Linked DNA regions of Homo sapiens: region 2 is linked to region 1. Evidence: chromatin loops called from intact Hi-C (ENCODE). Cell type or tissue: ascending aorta. All regions are shown on one strand. Region 1 overlaps KIF27 (kinesin family member 27). Region 2 overlaps UBQLN1 (ubiquilin 1).

Region 1 (2,500 bases):
GCCACTGCATTCCAGCCTGGGCAACAGACCAAACTCTGTCTCAAAAAAAAAAAAGTTGGATTTATTTTTTGATGTTTTAGTGAGCATTTTATGTTTCCCAGAATGTCTCTATAGGACACCAATTCTGGGTCAGCTTTTTGGTTATAGACCATGCAAATAATGTTTTCTTTTTACCCCTCCAGTGAATATTTATTGAGCATCTGCAGTGTCTAGGTTACCGTGCTGGGCACTAGGGCAGAATGAAACTCTCTTATTTTAAAATGTATTTTACTTTATTTTAAAAACCTTTTTGTAGAGACAGTCTCACTTTGTTTTTTGTTTTTGATTTTGCTTTCAGATAGGGCCTTGGTCTGTCACCCTGGCTGGAGTGCAGTGGCACAATCACAGCTCACTGCAGCCTCAACCTTCTGGGCTTACGAGATTCTTCCACCTTGGCCTCCTAAGTATCTGGGACTACAGGGACATATCACCACTCCCGACTAATTTTTTTTTTTTTTAATTTTTTGCAGAGACAGGGTTTTGCCATGTTGTCCAGGCTGGTCTTGAACACCTGAGATCAAGTGATCCGCCCTGCCTCAGTCTCCCAAAGTGCTGGGATTACAGGTGTGAACCACCACGCCTGGCTTTATTTTTAAATATGATGCTTATTTAGCTAATATTCATTTTCCTGCTTTTCAGAACGTTGGAATTACCTTTACAAGGTATAGCCTTTTCCAAAAACTTTTGTGTACTCTTTAAATACCATATAATAGCTAAATGAGAGTTGTTGAGGTATAAAACTTTGCAGGTTTTCTTTTGGAAATGGTTTATTTCAGGAATATAAGACTAACATTGCAAATTTTATATTTAAATTATCAAAATACATATTGGAGCTTTATTATAAATATTTGAAATTAAGCTTTTTGATACGTCTTTTAAATTGTGCTTTGTTATCTATAGATGTGGGGAATAACTGAACTATTTCTGGTCAATTATTTATTCTGGATAATCAAGATTGCTTATCTATACTAGAGTTTGAAAGGTTTAGATATTTCCTACAGGCTAGTTCCTATAAGCTCTTAAAAGGGAATCTTCCTTTGTACTGTATTAGAAGAAAACCCACAACTTAACTTTACTTGCCACATGATGGCAGTCTTGCCTCTTAAATTAGGGGAAAGGCAGCCATCAAAGTTGATGGAAACTCGGATTTTCAGAACGATTGTTGCCAAAAACCAGAACTTTGGTAATCTTCAACTTGGAAGCAAGTTGTTTTTAAGTTTCATTTGTAAGTCAACTCTTTGTTGCTTGGAATACATTTTCCATGGAACAATGCTAAAAATGATGGGCAGTTTTCTAAATTAGCCTACAGAAACTTTTAAAGTCTCAGCTTTTCCCTCCACTTATTTTAAATTTATCTCATACACTTTTTTTTTACTATTTTTACAATTGTAATAAAGTACATATAAAGATCACCAAACTTACCATTTTAACTACTTTCAAGTGTAGAGTTCTGCAGCATCAAATATACTAATTGTTAATGCAATAATAACCAGTATTTCCAAAGTTTTCATCACCGAAACAGAAGCTATGTACCCATTAAGCAATAGCTCTCCCCGCATTCTCTGATAATCCCTGATTTACTTTCTGTCTCTTTTAGTTTGCCTATTCTAGGTATTTCATGTAAGTGGAGGCCAGGCGTGGTGGCTCACTTCTGTAATCCCAGTACTTTGGGAGGATCACCTGAGCTCAGGAGTTTGAGATCAGCCTGGGCAACATGGTGAAACCCCATCTCTACTATAAATACAAAAAAACCAGTCAGACGTGGTGGTGTGCGCCTGTAATCCCAGCTACTGGAGGCTGAGGCGGGAGAATCACTTGAACCTGGGAGGCAGAGGCTGCAGTGAGCTGAGATCGTGCCACTGCACTCCAGTGTGGGCAACAGAGCAAGACTCTGTCTCAGAGAACAAAACAAAACCAAACACATAAAAGTGGGCCGGGTGTGGTGGCTCACGCCTGTAAGCTCAGCACTTTGGGAGGTCGAGGCGGGTGGATCATGAGGTCAGAAAATCGAGATCATCCTAGCCAACATGGTGAAACCCCATCTCTACTAAAAATACAAAAATTAGCCATGTGTGGTGGTGGGCGCCTGTAGTGCCAGCTACTCAGGAGGCTGAGGCAGGAGAATCGCTTGAACCCAGGAGGTGGAGGTTGCAGTGAGCCAAGATGGCACCACTGCACTCCTGGGCAACATAGTGAGAGCTTGTCTCTACAAAAGCAACAAAAAAATTAGCTTGATGTGGTGGCACATGCCTGTAGTCCCAGCTACTTCAGAGGCTGAGGTGGGAGGATCGCCTGAGCCCGGGAGGTCAAGGCTGTAGTGAGCCATGATTGTGCCACTGCACTCCAGCCTGGGTGACACAGTGAGACCCTGTCTCAAAAAAGAAAAAGAAAAGAAAAAAAGAAGTGGAATCATACAGTATTTTTCCTTCTGTGTCTAGCTTCTCTCTCTTAGCATGTTATG
Region 2 (2,500 bases), 210 kb after region 1:
TTCAAGGTTACTAATAAAGCTTAAGCTTTTTTCCAATTTAGAGTGAAATTTATTATTCACGGAGCACTCAGAATCAACTGAGTAACATAAATTTTTACTTACAGGTTGCTAGAATAGGTAGTGAGAATATAAACTGCACTGTGTACATTCCAAGGTGCTGTCATTAATAGAGATTTTTGTAATACAGGTTTTGAGTATCCCTTATGGGAAATGCTTGGGACCAGAAGTGTTTGGGACTTTGGATTTTCTTTTTTTTTGGATTTTGGAATATTTGTATATACATAATGAGATATCTTGGGGATGGCACCTAAATATAAACATGAAATTCAGTTATATTTCATGTACATTTTATGCACAGAGCCTAAAGGTAATTTTATACAATATTTTAAATAATTTTGCGAGTGAAACAAACTGTATACATTGAACCATCAGAAAGCAAAGGTGTTACATATGGGATTTTTCCACATGTGATGTCATGGTGTTAAAAAATTTCAGATTTTGGAGCATTTCAGATTTCATATTTTTGGATTGGGGATGCTCAACCTGTATGTAAGTAAATAGATACAAAAGCATAAATGTGTAGTGGCACAAAGTCCCTGTGTATGAGATTTTTTTTTTTTGGTTAATTGTTCATCATCAGCTATTGAAAAGAGCTTTGAGGATTTCCAAGTATCCACGAGCAAGATAACATCTAGAAGAATGGAGAGTTATATATGTGAGACATTAGTGCAGATAATGGAGGGGAGTTTCTGTGTAACTTCTAATTAGCTTATTCTGGGATTTCATAGACTGTTAGGTTATGTGTAAAATTTTGAAGTACATTTACTTGAAATGTTCAGGCAGTATATACTCTGGTTTTAGAAAGTGCCTTCTGTCAGTGCAAACTTCTGGGAAAATATTAATATACTTAGACATAATTTAAACGTATTGAGTCAAATTGAGCCTTTCTTTGATAAGGCAACTTGCCTTAGGGTCATCATCACACACATGATTTAACGTTATACTGTATAGTGTGGATCTAGAACTATACTGTCCACTTTGATACCATCACCCACATGTGGTTAAGTACTTAAAAAGTGAGATGTGTTAAGTGTAAAATTTATACCAGATTTTGAAAATTTGGTATGAACAAAATAAATATCTTAATACTTTTGATATATTATGTATTGAAATAGTATTTTGCAGATCGTGAGTTAAGTAAAATATCAAAATTAATTTGACCTTTTATTAAAAACTTTTTTTTCAGTATGGCTGCTTAAAATTTTTAAATTACTTGTGGCTTATATATATTTCTGCTGGACAACATCTTATCCAGAAGGTTGGATTGAATCAGTATAGCAAGATATCTGAGAAAAAAAATGTCTGTGAGATCATTGTTTTCTTATTTGCTTTGTTCTAATACTGGACAGCTGAAAAACTCGTTATTTAATGATTCTGATTAACAGAGATTGCTTAGCTTTTTTTAAGAAAGAGCGTAATTGAAGTGTAATTTGCCTACCATACAGTTCACCATTTTAAAGTCTGTAATTGATGTAATACATTCACAGGGTCGTGTAGTCAATTTTAGAACGTTTAGAACCCTCAAAAAGAAACGCTGTACCCTTTAGCAGTTGCCCTTCGTTTCTCCCTGGGCCCCCCAGCCTTAGGCAACTACTGATCTATTTTTTGTCTATAGATTTGCTTGTTCTGGGCGTTTGTTGTAAGTGGAATCATGTGGTCTTTTGTGATTGGCTTTCACTTAGCATAGTGTTTTCAAGGTTCATCCCTGTTGAAGCATGTGCCGGTACTTACTTCCTTTTTATTGCCGAATAACATTCCATTGTGTTGCCAACAGCATTCCACATTTTATTTTTCTATCACGTGGTGGACATTGGGTTGTTTCTACTTTCTGGCTATTGTGACTAATGCCTCTGAACACTCATGTATAAGTTTTTGTGGGGACATAACGTTTTCATTTTTCTTGGGTGTAGATCTTGGAGTGGAAATTGCTGGGTCAAAGCTCTATGTTGAGCTTTATGAGGAGCTGCCAAATTATTTTCTAAGGTGTCTGTACCATTTTACATTTCCACTAGCAATGCATGAGGATTCCGATAACCACATTCTCGGTAATACTTATTACTGTCTTTGTGATTATAGCCATCTTACTGGCTGTGAAATGGTATCTTACTGTGATTATTTTGCTTTTTATTTTCATTATTATTTTTGCTGGGGGCACTCTGAGGAAAACTGGACAGCCTGCTAGACAAATTTGCTTTTTGTTATCTGAGCAGTAGTTCTCACTGTGGTTTGGGGAGTCCCCATACCCTGTTAAGGGTACCATGAGATGAAACTATTTTCATAGTAATTCTGAGATGTTATTTTTATTTTTCAGTCTAATTTTCTCAAAACTGGGCAGTGCACTTGGCTAGAGTCTTTAAGGTGTGGGATATGACAACAGATGTGAAAATCCAGCTGTCTTCTATTACAAGACTAAAGTGATTTCCAAAAATTTAAAATAATG

What was found. Peaks named below come from ENCODE experiments on the same cell type or tissue, not always from the same donor. Only the 100,000 strongest peaks of a DNase experiment are listed, where the experiment ranks them.
Region 2: a loop joins it to region 1, with 6 times the contacts of the local background. A loop is called at or near these places in 22 of 110 quality-filtered maps.

What each region holds. Positions count from the first base shown.
Region 1 is chr9:83,910,999-83,913,498 of GRCh38, reverse strand. The region is part of intron 2 of KIF27 (kinesin family member 27); the gene reads left to right. Among named protein-coding and RNA genes, the nearest start is that of KIF27, 9.2 kb to the left of the region's middle. In ascending aorta, a CTCF peak has its summit at 1,110 (motif pointing right); no DNase peak of the experiment used is centred here.
Region 2 is chr9:83,701,283-83,703,782 of GRCh38, reverse strand. All of the region lies in intron 1 of UBQLN1 (ubiquilin 1), which reads left to right. Among named protein-coding and RNA genes, the nearest start is that of UBQLN1-AS1, 5.3 kb to the left of the region's middle. In ascending aorta, no CTCF peak of the experiment used is centred here; no DNase peak of the experiment used is centred here; H3K27ac peaks cover 1,209 bases.